Linked DNA regions of Homo sapiens: region 2 is linked to region 1. Evidence: chromatin contacts called from ENCODE Hi-C or POLR2A ChIA-PET data. All regions are on one chromosome and are shown on one strand. Each heading gives the region's core, a stretch centred on a gene start or an enhancer-like site at or near the end of the contact. The rest is flanking DNA. Distances are from core to core; before and after follow the strand shown. Region 1 holds the start of HNRNPUL1 (heterogeneous nuclear ribonucleoprotein U like 1). Region 2 holds the start of LYPD3 (LY6/PLAUR domain containing 3).

Evidence for each region. A loop is a pair of places that touch in the nucleus more often than their neighbours do. ChIA-PET counts read pairs that join two places held with the same protein, here RNA polymerase II (POLR2A). Pooled maps may share reads with other maps.
Region 2: a pooled map shows a loop between it and region 1 (7-fold over the local background). The contact joins the promoter of LYPD3 here to the promoter of HNRNPUL1 in region 1. A Hi-C loop is called at or near these places in 3 of 50 pooled maps. POLR2A ChIA-PET finds 5 or more read pairs at or near these places in 2 of 52 experiments (T-cell and activated B cell).

What each region holds. Positions count from the first base shown.
Region 1 is chr19:41,260,466-41,268,110 of GRCh38, forward strand. HNRNPUL1 (heterogeneous nuclear ribonucleoprotein U like 1) reads left to right here and starts at 3,907. Exons shown (of 15, transcript NM_007040.6): 1 at 3,907-4,333. The coding sequence starts at 4,039. AXL (AXL receptor tyrosine kinase) reads left to right here. Exons shown (of 20, transcript NM_021913.5): 20 at 1-1,301. RefSeq lists enhancers at 1,813-1,862, 1,893-1,982, 2,339-2,878, 2,879-3,418, 3,419-3,957 and silencers at 3,963-4,202, 4,293-4,362, 4,383-4,432.
Region 2 is chr19:43,460,709-43,468,353 of GRCh38, forward strand. It overlaps LYPD3 (LY6/PLAUR domain containing 3), which reads right to left and starts at 4,900. Exons shown (of 5, transcript NM_014400.3): 1 at 4,785-4,900; 2 at 3,617-3,748; 3 at 2,891-3,061; 4 at 2,418-2,579; 5 at 79-1,139. The coding sequence starts at 4,863. The coding sequence ends at 643. RefSeq lists enhancers at 2,429-2,488, 2,519-2,568, 3,121-3,652 and a silencer at 2,719-2,878.

The DNA.
Region 1 (7,645 bases), core at 2,657-5,156:
CACACCCGGCTAATTTTTATATTTTTAGTAGAGACAGGGTTTCACCATGTTGGCCAGGCTGGTCTAAAACTCCTGACCTCAAGTGATCTGCCCACCTCAGCCTCCCAAAGTGCTGAGATTACAGGCATGAGCCACTGCACTCAACCTTAAGACCTACTGTTCTAAAGCTCTGACATTATGTGGTTTTAGATTTTCTGGTTCTAACATTTTTGATAAAGCCTCAAGGTTTTAGGTTCTAAAGTTCTAAGATTCTGATTTTAGGAGCTAAGGCTCTATGAGTCTAGATGTTTATTCTTCTAGAGTTCAGAGTCCTTAAAATGTAAGATTATAGATTCTAAAGATTCTATAGTTCTAGACATGGAGGTTCTAAGGCCTAGGATTCTAAAATGTGATGTTCTAAGGCTCTGAGAGTCTAGATTCTCTGGCTGTAAGGCTCTAGATCATAAGGCTTCAAAATGTTATCTTCTCAAGTTCTAAGATTCTAATGATGATCAATTATAGTTTCTGAGGCTTTATGATAATAGATTCTCTTGTATAAGATCCTAGATCCTAAGGGTCGAAAGCTCTAGAATCTGCAATTCAAAAGTTCCAAGAGTCTAAAGATGGAGTTTCTAAGGTCCGGTGTTCTAAGATGTGATATTCTAAGACTTACTCTAAGATCTTAGATTCTCTGTGTCTAAGATTCTAGATCAGATGCTCCAAGATTCTAGATGATTAAATAAGATTCTAACGGTCTGTTCTGTTTCAAGGCACTCTAGATTCCATTGGTCCAAGATTCCGGATCCTAAGCATCTAAGTTATAAGACTCTCACACTCAGTTGTGACTAACTAGACACCAAAGTTCTAATAATTTCTAATGTTGGACACCTTTAGGTTCTTTGCTGCATTCTGCCTCTCTAGGACCATGGTTAAGAGTCCAAGAATCCACATTTCTAAAATCTTATAGTTCTAGGCACTGTAGTTCTAAGACTCAAATGTTCTAAGTTTCTAAGATTCTAAAGGTCCACAGGTCTAGACTATTAGGTGCAATTTCAAGGTTCTAACCCTATACTGTAGTATTCTTTGGGGTGCCCCTCTCCTTCTTAGCTATCATTGCTTCCTCCTCCCCAACTGTGGGGGTGTGCCCCCTTCAAGCCTGTGCAATGCATTAGGGATGCCTCCTTTCCCGCAGGGGATGGACGATCTCCCACCTTTCGGGCCATGTTGCCCCCGTGAGCCAATCCCTCACCTTCTGAGTACAGAGTGTGGACTCTGGTGCCTCCAGAGGGGCTCAGGTCACATAAAACTTTGTATATCAACGAGCTTCTGTCTCCTCTTGTCTCCTTTTAGCTGTGATGTGGCCCCATTCCCTGGCAATTCAGTTCCCCCATCAGAAAAAAGAAGGGCTTGGTAGGGTCTTGGAATTCTGTCCTCACTAGAGAGGGTAGAAATGAACACACAGATAGACAAAAAGACATACAAGCAAAGAGATGCAGGTTCTCAGAAACCCCCAGTGAGGAACTGGCATACAGATCCAGGATCACAGACACACACACACACACACACACCTGTTCCGCCGCAAACTAACAGACACATGAATTAATGGACACACCCAGGAGGACCTGGTCACAAATACAGAGACTGAAACTCAGACGCATAGAGTAACACAGACACACAGAATTACACAGACACAAGCATATTTACAAACATGCTCAGGCAGATACCCGCCACGAATAGGAAGAGACACAGACCTAGAGTCAAGTGACACAAATACTCAAGAGACATGTAGAGTACAACAGGTACTCACAACCCCGAACGTTCAGACTGACATAGAAACACAGGCACAGAACACCTCCGATCATCACGGACCCACAAAGGGCCTCCAGCGAAGACCAGCCCACCGTGTCTGGCACGCACTCGCGAGCGGGCGTTCGCGGGTGTGGCCGGCAGCAAATGGAGAAACCCTTGGCAGCGCCCGGACGCCCTCCAGTGGCGGCTCCTGAGAACCGGGGACAGTTCAATCCGGGCCACAAACTTTTTTAGAACAAATCATTGTGGGAAGCTGGGAGGAGAGAGAGAGAGAGGAAGTCGGACGTGGGCGAGGGGCGGGGTGTCTGGACTGGAACCTCTGGGCCCACGTGAGTGTCTGTCCCGCTGCTGAGTGGGTGCTGTGTGTTTGGGTTGCTGTAGTGTTCGCTTGTAGTGCAACTATCCTGTGTTATCTTTATTATTCGATGCCGCCTGCCTCTGCGGACCGTAGTGGGCACATCTACACTGCAGCGGGGTGCCTTACCCAAAGCAGATCGGAATTGGGGCCGGGCGCGGTGGCTCACGCCTGTAATCCCAGCACTTTGGGAGGCCGAGGCGGGCGGATCACTTGAGGTCAGGAGTTCGAGACCAGCCTGGCCAACATGGTGAAACCCCGTCTCTACTAAAAATACAAAAATTAGTCGGGCATGGTGGCGGGGACCTGTAATCCCAGCTACTCGGAAGGCTGAGGCAGGAGAATCGCTTGAACACGGGAGGCGGAGGTTGCGGTGAGCTGAGATAGAGGCCCTGCACTCCAGCCAGGGTAACAAGAGCGAGACTCCGTCTCAAAAAAAAAAAAAAAAAAAAAAGAACAACAAAAAAAAGAACTGGATGCGTCTGATCTGACGCACGCCTGTTTGTTTACGACTGCGGGGTGTGCCTTTGTCTGAGTAGAGATAGTGTGTGGCTTTTGCGGGCTTAACGTGTGGCTCAGGAGGCAGTGGGAGTCTGCATCATGTATCCCGATTGCGTCTTACTCGAGTTTTGTTTTGAGTTAGAGGCGACAGGTGGTGCAGCGTTAGACACTGGGAAGCTCTGTGGCTTTTGTATTCCTGAGCGCGAAGGTTAATGACGGATCCGTGGGGTTGAGCTTGTCGGTACAGACGCCAGACAGCCCGATTTACGGGAACAGCCGATTAGAGGATTCGGGAGAGCGGTCGGTGAACTTCTGGATGTCTTTCGGGAGGGGAAGGCTCTATGGTCGCGTGCAGAGCGCCCGTTCCACGTCAGGTACCCGACCATAGAGCAAGGCGGCCGCGGACTACCCAAGGGAAGGGGAGGCCGTGTCCTTTACAACTTGCCTCCCGTTGTTAGTCTAGTTTCTATAGCCAAACCTTCGGGACTCTCTCAACTCAAAATTTTGCTTTTCCTAAAGGCAACTGGGTTCCTTCCAGATTACGAACTGTGTATCCACTTAATCTCTATTTCGTATACCTCCTCCTACAGCGAAATTTGTGAGGCAGTCCTCTGAAGCACGGCCAATCTGGTGAACTTTTCCTAAAATGAGCCATCGCTACCAGCTTTAGTGAGCTAAGACAATAACTGCGATTGGTGGGCAGATTGTTTTGAAACCGCCCTAACGGCAAGGGGCGGGCTCCTGGTGAATTCATCTCTTTCCGGTTTCTTAAAGGCAACAGGAAGGAGGGGTTTCTGCCGACCCTCCATTTGATTGGTTCTAGTGGTTTTACCCGCTCGGACTCCTCAAGGGGCGGGAGATGTACACCAATCGGAATGTGTGTTACAGAGACACTTAGTTTGATGAAAGGACTGCGCAGGAAAGGCCGTGGGACACTCATTCTGAGATCTTACCGTTGATTGGACCAAATTGTTACTCCCTTATTTTCATTGGACCTTACGGCAGCCGGCGCGCGAGAGTTACCCAATCAGCAAGCGCTCCGCCTCCTGCCTTTTCCCGCCCTCCGCTCCGGCCTCGGCTTCGACGTAGGCCAACGCTTCCTCCCCAGTAGCTCCTAGGCCTTCTCGTGGCCGTTGTTTTGAAAACGGCGCTCTGATTGGCTAGGTTTCCGGGCCCGCGCCCGTTGCCCCACGCACTGACCAATTGGCACTCATGTAACATCGGACGAGGCACGAGTGAGGGGGGAGGCGGTGGCGGCGGCCATTTTGAGCCGCTGCCGCCATTGGAGTGGGCCCCCCCCCTTTCCCCCTTCGCCTCCTGACAGGAAAGGTTTAAGGGGGACAGAGCCCTGGGAGGCCGGGCCGGGCTCGGGGGCCACCCCGGGGGCCCGGGCCATGGATGTGCGCCGTCTGAAGGTGAACGAACTTCGCGAGGAGCTGCAGCGCCGCGGCCTGGACACTCGAGGCCTCAAGGCCGAGCTTGCTGAGCGGCTGCAGGCGGCGTTGGAGGCCGAGGAGCCTGACGACGAGCGGGAGCTCGACGCCGACGACGAACCGGGGCGACCCGGGCACATCAACGAGGAGGTCGAGACCGAGGGGGGCTCCGAGCTGGAGGGGACCGCGCAGCCACCGCCGCCCGGGCTGCAGCCGCACGCGGAGCCCGGCGGCTACTCGGGGCCGGACGGACATTGTGAGAGTGCGCGGGGCGGGGGCCGGGGAGCCCGGAGCCTGGGCCGAGGAAAGGGCTGTGGGACGCGGGAGTCCAGCGCCTGAGGTCGGGGAGACGACCTGAGGATCGGGGGATCCCGCTACCCGCCGCCGAAAAGGATCTGGGGACCAGGGCCCCAGCACGACCGGAGGGTGGATCCTGACACTCAGTGCAGGGGGGACACTGGGGGAGGGGCCTCTGGGTTTCGGAGGTGAGGGACGGGGGTGGCGGGGAGGATTCCGTACCGTAGGGATCGGAGACCGGAAACTGCTTTCTGGAGCCGAAGAGAGTCGGAAGAACAAGAGGTTTTCCGTTTGGGTTGGGGAGGGTCTCGAAAATGGGGATCCTAGGGTACGGAGCTCCGTGGGCTTGGCGGTCGTGCTAGCCCAGCGTGTGGGCTGGGGGGTGGGGAGCCGTGTTTCCAGGGTGGGGAAGGAATGTCCAGGTGTGCGGGGCTGCGAGAGTTCTGAGGAAGGAGGATCCTGGAATATGCCGCTGGATGCGATCCTGGGCGTTCTCCTATTTGGGTACGGGGGTGGGTGGGAGAGGTGGAGGCGCTGGTGTCTGTGGCTGGGGAGGGTCCTAATGGACTCAGTGCTTTGGAGTTTGGCTAGTGAGCATTTAGGGGCTGCGGGAGATTGAACTAGGGGGCACCCCCATCTCTCTTCCGGGGCTGGAAGGCCACCCTTGAAGCAGGCACAGCCTGGACATTAGGTGCTGGGAGATCTGGGGACTTTCTGGTTGGCTTCTAGAAGAGGTATAGGGAGCCCTGGTGTCCAGAGGCTGGCGGGGGAGAGGATGCTTTCCTGGACAAAGGATCTGGGGGTCTAGAGCTAAGAAAACTGAGGGCAAATAACTCTTGAGGCTGCTGCTGACTGGTCTGGAGCTAACTGTGGGGTTTTTGGAGAACAGAGGGTAGCTGGGGGTGGGATGGGGGCAGATGAGTTGGTAACATTCCAAGTGGATGAAATATGTGGCGGGAGACAGAGGATCCTGTGTCCAGCACAGGAGTACGTATCTGGCTTAGCGAATATGGGGAGGGGGGAGGCCGTAGGGAGCAAAGAGAAAGAAACCTGTTGACTTCACTGGAGGCCTCAGAGTGGAGTGTGGGGAATGTTTCTGGACCTGAGCGTCTCCAGGAGAAATCTCGACGGTTCCCAGAAGCAGTTATTTGTGTACCCAGGGAGTGGGGGCCCTCGGGGAGCAGCACGGAACTCTTCATCAGCCAGGAGCTGTGACTCTGGGAATGGGTTCGGGTAGACCTGCGGTTGTCTGAGGAGAGGAAAACCTGATATGGGACGGCGTGAATCTTCAGTTAGAAAAAAAGCAGCTTTCGGGCCGAGTGCAGTGGCTCACGCCTGTTATTCCAGCACTTTGGGAGGCCGAGGCGGGCGGATCACGAGGTCAGGAGTTCAAGACCAGTCTGGCCAGCATAGTGAAACCCTGTCTCTACTAAAAATACAAATATTAACCGGATCTGGTGGTGTGCGCCTGTAGTCCCAGCTACTCGGGAGGCTGAGGCAGGAGAATCGCTTGAACTTGGGAGGGGGAGGTTGCAGTCAGCCGAGATTACGCCATTGCACTCCAGCCTGGGCAACAAAAGTGAAACTCCGTCTCAAAAAAGAAAAAAGCAGCTTTCTTTCTCTTTTTTTTAAATACAGATGGGGGGTCTCGCTATGTTGCCCAGGGTGGTCTTGAACTCCTGGGTTCAGGTGATCTCACCTCGGCCTCCTGAAGTGCTGGGATTACAGGCGTGAATCACTGCACCAGGCCTCAGGGCAGCTTTCTAGTAGGACTGGGAAATGGGGGGACTGGAAAGGTTAAGGAGTAAGTAGAAGGGATTCTGGCGTAAGAGTTTGTGGAGTTTTTCTGAAAAGAGGGCACCCTGGGACTTGGGGCTAAGGGGATAAGGAGAGAAATGAGGTAACAGAAGAGACAGGATTTGGGGTTGGAATTGGATACTTGTTCATAAGAGAATTTCCCGGAGGGAGGAGTGTGGATTTGGGGTAGGCAGTGGCCTAGAGATTATCGAGGACCCAGGTGCTGGAAAGAGGACTTCCCATTGCAGAGACTTGTGAAGAAAGGAGTGGGCCTGTGTGTGTGTCTAGAGCAGGAGGGATCGTGGCAGGAATGCCTAGCAAGAAAGGGTAGTGGGTTAGTAGTGACCTGGTGGTCTGGGCAGAGAGTCATCTCTGAGAGGAAAGCGAATTAGGTGCTTTGGAGCGTAGACTCTAGACTAAGACAGACTTCGTTTCAAATCTGGCTTAAAGATATTGGCAAGTCACTTCACCTCTGTGGGCCTGGTTTCCTTAATGTGTAAAATGGGGTTAATCAACAAATAGTGTGTTCACAGCCCCTCCAACCCCTGAGGGGTGTTATGAATGAGATCACATGTGAAGGGCTTATCACTGGGCCTGCCTTTTATGAGAAGAGGGATGTTTTAGAGAATGGAGAAGGACCCTAGAATTATAGCTTCTCCAGGAGGGGCTGCCTCTGTGAACACAGGAGAGAGATGCTGGGGAAAAGAGGCTTTGTGGGAAGAGGAGCATTGTGCTTGGAGCCTGGAAGCAGCAGAATAGTTTGAAAGGGCCCCATATTCCAATTAAGGAGATAATGCTATTTCTTCCTCTCTCCCTTACTTGCTACAACAAAGTCCTTTGAGCCCCCTTCATGCCTCCCTTAAGCCCTCCTTCAACCTTGGTAAACAGACCGGTAGCAAACCACATGACCTGTGACTTTCCTCCCTTTGGGCTGCACCTGGTTTGTGCCCAGATGTATTTATCCTCTGAGAAGGAATCCGATCAGTTAGCAAGTGGCAGAATAGTCTCTCCTTCCCTTTGGTTCTGGCTCACGGCTCCTGGCATAGCCACTGGTAGGGCCCTTGGGGCCCTAACTGAGAGCTAGCCCCTGGGGAGGAGAGCCTGTATGCTGCCCATCCTAGCTTTCTAAAGTTCTCTCTGGGTTTGGCTGCAAGGTTCTTGAGGGAATTTCTGGTTTTAGTTCCACCTCTGAGCTTTCACACGTGTTATCCCAACCCCAGTAACATTCTCCATTCTCATCACTGAGTCATTACCTGTGTATCCTTTGAATCAAGGCTTATCTGTTATTTTCCAGGTCCCTTTCTTCATTCCTGGTACTACTTTGTAGCCTTCAACACAATCATATTAAATTTTTGTGTGTCTTTAAGATTTGTCTGTCTCACTAAACTGAAGGCTTCAGTGGGGCAAGCTTGTCTTCAGCTGTATCCCAGGCTCTGGAGTATAGTATGCATGCCATGAATAGTTAATATTATTA
Region 2 (7,645 bases), core at 3,650-6,149, 2.2 Mb after region 1:
TAAAGGCTTTATGATGCCCACCCTAGCTCAGCTAGAGCGGTTATTGCGAGAAACAAGGTGGAAGTGACTCCTTTAAAGCACTATACAAAGTAATTAAATCTTTATTGAGGCATTTATGTGCCAGAAACTGATCACACACAGACATAAGGCACGGTCCCTGCCCTCGAGGAGCTCACAGTCTAGTAAGGAAGACATATGGGGAACCGATTCCCCAAAGATGCGGGGAGTAGGGGAGGCAGTGCTTAGAGTGGGGAGCCATTGTCCCACCCACCCCACGCTCCAAAGTCCAGGCTGGCTAGGAGAAAGTGAGTAGGAAGCTTAGCATCCTCTCTCTCACCTTCCCCGTGACAGCTGACTTCTCTCACTCTGTCCTAACATCACAAGAGGACAAGCGGAGAGACAAGGATGAGAAGGATACAGGAGCTGTCCTCAAAAAGCTAGAACACCCCTGGCAGAATATATACAACGGTATTTTATTTCCCAAAGCCGCAAACCAGCGCAGCAGAAGCTGGGGATACTGGGGAATGTTGGAAAAACAGGGGCTGGGCCAGCCCAGTCCAGTGGTGGGAACAGGAAGTGATGAGAAGAGGGGTACCCAGGGCCAGAGAAGTAGGTGAGAGGGAAATTTCCAGGTGGAGAAGCTCACAGTAGGACACCAGCAGCCACGGCCAACAGAAGGGCTGCCAATCCAGCTGTGGGAGCCACACAGCCTTTATTATGGGGCTGCTGGGGCCCCCCTTTTGCAGGATACTGCCCTGAATTGCTGCGGTCCTGGTGGCCAGCGGCGCCTCCAGTCAACCTGGGCTCCTCATCCCGGGAGGCCTCGTGTTCTACTCCCTGTCTCGGAGTCTGACTGGTTGGCGCTGGCATGGGTTTGGTGGTGGATGTGGGTCTCACTGGGGCCGAGGTAGAAGTGGTGACAGATGTGGTTGAGGCCACAGTCGTGGGCTCTGGAGGGGGCAGCCGGACAAGGGGTGGGATTCGAGGGGAGAAGTAGGTCTTGTTGCGGAGGTCAGAGTTACAGCGGGACCCCTGGCAACAGGAGCCACTGAGCGTGAACCCTGGGCCTGTTACTCCATCCCGAGTGCAGAATTCATCCTGGACACAGCCCCGGACAGGCAAGGACACAGTCACATTAGCTGCAGGAAGGAGACACAGATAGGTCAGTGGCTGGAGGGAGAGAGGTTGACATGGCCAGAACAAAACTTAGAGGCATCAGACAAGAACAGAGAACCTGACCGGGCGTGGTGGCTCACGCCTGTAATCCCAGCACTTTGGGAAGCCGAGGCAGGTGGATCACTGGGCAACAGAGTGAGACTCTGTCTTGCAAAAAAAAAAAAGAACAGAGAACCCCCAAAATGAGACAGAAAGTCTCTGCATCCATTAATCCCAAAATCTCAACTCAGGTCCTACTATGAGAAACAGACAGACTCACTGTCTTTGGCACATGGTGGATTAACATTTTCCATTGTGCTTTGAATGGAAATGTGTGTAGGCTGAACCAAAAGTAGGGTTTAAAACAAAGGCTTAGACTGAGATACAAGACCTCTCACAAGACCACAGTGCAGAACAAACTTCCTCTACAACCCTCTCACCATTATCCCCTTAGCCTTCACCCTGGCTTTTACCTCCCCATCAGAATTTACTCTTAGAGTCAGAGTTACATCTCCACACCAGGCTCAGTGGTTCACGGCTGTAATCCCAGCACTCTGGGAGACCTAGGCAGGGGGATCTCTTAGCCCAAGAGTTCAATACCAGCCTGGGTAACATGGCAAGACCCCACTGTTACCAAAAATAAAAGGAACCAGTCGTGGCGGTGCACCCTGTAGTCCCAGCTACTTGGGAGGCTGAGGCGGGAGGACTGCTTGAGCCCAAGAGGTAGAGGCTGCAGTGAGCTATGATTGCGCCACTACACTCCAGGCTAGGCGATAGAGCAAGATGCTGTCTTTAAAAAAAAATAGTAATAATAAAATAAAAAAGAACTACATCTTCCATAGCATAACTGGCAGGGGATGGGATTTGAAGAACTTCATTTTCCATGGTTACATTTCTCAATAGTCTGGGACAGGCGGGGGACCCCTTGAGTTTTAAGGGCTAAGAACTAGAGATTCCCCGCAGTGCCTGGGCAGAAGCTTAGAGGCTTAAATACCTCTTAAGTACCTGGCAGCCCTCTATGGAAATGCATTTCCCTCCAAAACACTCTGGGACAAAGCATCACTATCCCCACACTATTAATATGTTGGGGGAAGGGACTGCATTTTCCATGATGCCCTACGATACAAGCACCTAGGCCCCACGATTCCCAGAATGCGTCGCAGGTTAAGGAAACGCTTTGGGTAAAGGGCTCCCTACCGCCCAGGGTGCTTCAGAAGGGCTACCACAACTCCCGTAGGTCCCGTGCTCCGGGGCTCCCTCACCTGCCGTCAAGGTGACGTTGCCGTCGAAGCAGCCCTTGTAGACATGATCGCTGGCGTTGTAGCAGCTCACGACCGGCGGCGATGTACCCTGGCACGCCTCCCGGCTCAGGCCCACACAGCTGTAGCACTCCACGCCGTTGGGCGGGTATGCACTCTCATTACCTGCGAGGGGAGCCGAGAGGAAGAAAAGGTGTCGAAAGGGTTCGGGAACCGCAGCTCGTCCTCTAGCCCCGCCCCTAAGGCCTGGCCCCGGCACTATCGATGACCCCGCCTACTAGTAGCCCCGCCCCAGCGCGCAACCTCGCGGCGCCTACAGCCAGAAAGTCCCTCCTGCTGCCTCTTGGCCCCGCCCCAGAGTGTGACCCCACCCCCAGCCCAGGTCGAGTACTCCCGCCTCTGCCACGGCTCCACCTCTATCTTGGCAGGCCCGAATGTGGCTCCGCCCCCGCAGCTACGGCCCGGCCCCCACGGACCTGCCGGGTCGAGCGCCCGCGAGGTGAGGTTGAGCTTGGCGTTGCAGCGATCCTGAGCGCATTGCTGCAGCTGGATGAACGCCAGAAGCCCGTGAAGATCCAGGCCGCGGTCATTCTTGCCGGGGAGTCCCGAACCGCAACCCCGCACTGCCAGCGAGAATTGTCCGTGGACTAGGGAGAGGGACAAGGGCGGGATTAGCTGTGGGCGTGGTCTCAGATGGGGCGTGGCCCAGAGTTGGGTAGGGTCTGGGAGGGGCGGGGCCTCAAATAGGCCAACACCACAGGACCGACAGGCAGGAATTGGCGGATGGACGCCCCCAAAGAGCCGCTCAGAGCGGAAAGAACGACCGAAGCAGGGAGGAGCGGGGTCACGGAACGGGGGCGGAACCTCAAAGAGCTGAGTCGGAGGAGACAGCCTGGTTGACAGGCAGGGATGGGGAGGTCTCATTGGTGGAGCAGAAAAAGTGCATAGGACGTGACCTCGTTCCAAACCCGAGCTCTCCCCGTCCGCCCCACCCAGTTCTCAACTCTCTGCTCCTCGCGCTTGTAATTGTTAATAGAGAAGGCCTGGCCTGCAAGGCTGTGTCGTAGGGTCCCGGCCAGGCTGAAAGGGAGGGGTGGGGCCGCGTTAAAGGGGCGTGGCCAGATCCAGAAAGGACTATAAGGAGGCGGGGCTGGGCCGGAGGAGCCTGCAGTGGTGTGCGTGGCCCGGGGGTCCCCACTCACTGGTCTCCACCGCCCCCACGGCCTCGGTGCAGACGTCCACGCCCGGCGCGCACTTCACTGTCTTCATCTTGTTCGGGGAGCATCCGTCATCTGCTTTCTGCACGCAGCTGTAGCACTCCAGGGCCTGCGCTCCTGGGGGAGCGGAGCCGAATAGACCTGAGCCCTCCTTGCTAAAGCGTCCACCCCCAAGGAGAAATAGTCCTTCCCATGCCCTCTGTCCCGGGATTAGACAGTCTTATTGCACACACTTTTCCAGGGCAGGAGTAGGGAAAAGCTTTCCACAAATCTGGAAGCACGGGAATCACTGGACCCTTTTCCTTCACACCCACTATGCCAACTGTGGGCACATCCTTCCGACAGCCCTGTATGCCCACTGTAGGCGATCCCCGCCATGAAGCCCCTCATCCCGGGGTAGGAAGGATACCTCCTCACGGTTTTCTGCTCAGAATGAGAGAACTTTTCCCACAGTGTGTGGGAGAACTTTTCCCACAGTAGACTGTGCTCAGTGAGGGATCCCTTCCCACAGCCCCCTTCTGCTCAAATGAGAGAACACTACCCACAGCTTCTCTGCCCAGGACAGGGAACACTTTTTTCTTTTTTTCTTTTTTTCTTTTTTTTTTTTTTGAGACGGAGTCTCGCTCTGTCGCCAGGCTGGAGTGCAGTGGCGCAATCTCGGCTCACTGCAACCTCCCCTCCTGGATTCAAACGATTCTCCTGCCTCAGCCTCCCGAGTAGCTGGGACTACAGGCTCGCGCTACCGCGCCCAGCTAATTTTTGTATTTTTAGTAGAGACAGGGTTTCACCATGTTGGCCAGGCTGGTCTCGATCGTTTGACCTCATGATCCGCCTGCCTCGGCCTCCCAAAGTGCTGAGATTACAGGCATGAACCACCGCGCCCGGCCTAGGAACAGGGGACTTCTTTCTGCAGCTTCAGGATAGGAAAATTTTGCCCACAGCTCCCCTTGTCCGTGGTGGGGAACCCTTCCTACGGCCCATGGTGGAGGACCCTTCCCTCTGCCTCCCTTGCTTAGGATGGGGGAACTTTGCCCACAGTGCCCTCTGCTTATGTGGGGATCCTTCCCACAGCCTTCTCTGTACGGGGCCAGAGGAGCCTCCTCCCTAAGAGCCCCCACTCTACCCCCTCCACCTCTCCGGGCAGCAGACCCACCTCCGCGAAGCAGCAGCAGCAGCAGCCAGCCTGCAGTCCAGATCATGGCCTGGGCACCTGCTTTCCTGGCGGGGTCCATGGCTCCGTCCTGCTCCCTTGGCGTCCCCCCTGGATGTGCCGCCTCCGAGCTCGGGCCCTCTTACCTGAGCCCAGGATGAGTAACCTCGCCCCAGGCAACCCCAGCCTTGCCCAACCGGGCCAACTCAGCGTCGGCTGTGGGGCGGGGCCCCGCCCCTAGGCGCGTCATCCAAGGGAGAGCGGTCCCTGCCCTGTGAAGTTGCCAAGGAGGGAAAGGGTGGGAGCTGAGGTTCCCTGACAGCTCGCGGGAGAAAGTCTGTGTGTGTTTGGAGTGGGAGAGTAGTGGGGCTTAAAGACAGGCTGGGGCTACTCGACATTCAGTGTTCGGTAACTGTTAAATGAGCATCTACAGTGTGCCCGGCTTTGGTCTAGGTAATGCTGGAGATGAAGACAGAACCAGTGCCTGTCCTGGCAGAGCTCACAGTCTGATGGGGGAGACAGATGCTAATCAAATAATCGTACAAATTGGTGTTTACCAAAGAGACTAAGACACTGAAGGAAAAAGTGTAGTGATACAAGGAGATGTGCAGTCTAGAAGTGGGGGCTGGTCGGTGAGGGCTTCCTTGAGGTTATCTGAGATGCAACCTCAAGGGCATGCAGGATGTAGCCAGCTAGAGCAGGTCAAGAGAGGGACACAGCCCTTTACAAGCAGAGGGAACAGCACGTGGGAGCACCTGGAGGTAGGAGGTAGGATGGACCATTCAAACATGGAAAGGAGAGCAGTGCTCCTGAGCTCAGAAGTCCATGAGAGAAGGGCAGGAACTGAGATGAAAGAGTCAGGCAGAGGCCGAGACACTCAGGGCATCAGAGGCCCCGACAAGAGATTTGGATTAATTTTGAGAATAGTAGAGAACCTTTAAGAGGGTCTAAATGAGCTGGAGGACATAATAGATTTGCTTCCTAATATGATCAACCTGAGAAATAGTGCAGCTAGCCATCAAGAAGTAAATGGAGGCCGGGCGCGGTGGCTCATGCCTGTAATCCCAGCAATTTGGGAGGCCGAGCTGGGTGGATCACTTGAGATCAGGAGTTTGAGACCAGCCTGGGCAACATGGCGAAACCTCATCTCTATTAAAAAAAAATAATAAATTTAAAAAAATTAGCCAGGTGCAGTGGCGTGCACCTGCTGTCCCAGCTACTCGGAAGGGTAGGGCAGGAGAATCACTTGAGCCCAGGAGGTGGAGGTTGCAGTGAGCTGAGATCACGCCACTGCACTCCAGCCTGGGCAACAGAGTGAGACCCTGTCTCAAAAAAAAAAATTTAAAAATTTAAAAATTAAAAAAAAGTAAATGGATCTGAGAGTAGGATATATGATTTTAAAAAAGGAAAAAGAAAAAGAAGTGAATGGCAAAAGAGAGTGGTTGGTTCGGCCAATGGAATACTACACAGCAATAGAAAAGATCCAACACCTGATATATGCAGCAACATATCTCAAAAACTTTGTGTTGGGGCCAGGCACAGTGGCTCACACCTGTAATCCCAGCACTTTGAGACACCAAGGTGGGAGGATCACTTGAACCCAGGGGTTTTGAGACCAGGCTGTGCAACATAGTGAGATCCCATCTCATTTTATTTTAAAAAAAGAAAAAACTTGGTGTTGAGTTTAGAAAGCCTTAAACAAACAAACAAAACATACTGTGTAACTGAATATATATGAAGTTTCAGAACAGACAAAACTAACCAGTGGTGATAGAAATCAGAACACATGTTACCTTTGGGAGGGCATGGCCCCAGAAGGAGCAACAGGGAGGAGCCCCCACGATCTTCATCTAGGTGACAGCTGCATGTGTGTACAGATACGTTGAGAATCACTGACTCAGGCCTGTCACTGGACGTATGTTATTCTTCAATAAAAACAAGGTAAAGAATGTCACTGTGGACTCTGTGTAAAAAAGGAAAATGACTCTAGAAGGGGTGAGAGAGAAGGCCAGGAAACCAACAGGGGGCCGTGTAGTTTTCCATGGAAGAAAGAGAAAAACAGCCCCTAACAGCTGGGAGTTGGCCTGACACACATAGTGAGGCCATGGAGTTCAACTGCGCCTAGATAATTTCACAGAGCACCAACCTGGACAAGGCCACACTGCGACAGTAAAGGATCAAGAAACAAATCAATAGCCTGGGCAACACAGCGAAACCTCGTCTCTACTGAAAATACAAAAAATTAGCTGGGCGTGGGGGTGTGCACCTATAATCCCAGCTACTTGAGAGGCTGAGCTGGGAGAATCACCCGAGCCTGGGAGGTTGAGGCTGCAGTGAGCTGAGATTGCGACACTGCACTCCAGCTTGGGCAACCAGAGTGAGACCCTGTCTCAAAAAAACAAAAAACAAAGAAAAACAAAATCAAGACCAATCCATAGCCATGTCTGAACACAGAAACAAACAAGGTCATTGTGCAAACCGCAGAATGACTAAGCATCCCCATATCCTGGCTAATATAAATGACTGCTTATATTATATTAAAGTTACAACTTTAACCTCACTTTATTTCTCCTGCCTCATAAATGAGATTTATGCAAATGCCCAACCACAGCATTACTCCTCCTCTGTTTAACAGTATCCAAACTAGAACGAGGTCCCACTTCCTTGCACCATTCCCAAGACCACCACACACAAGCCCAAATCTTAAAATCAATCCTTTCTGGCCAGGTGCTCACACCTGTAATCCCAGCACTTTGGGAGGCCAAGGGGGTGGATCACCTGAGCTCAAGAGTTCGAGACCAGACTGGCCAATGTGGTGAAACTCCGTCTCTACTAAAAATACAAAAAATTAGCTGGGTGTGGTG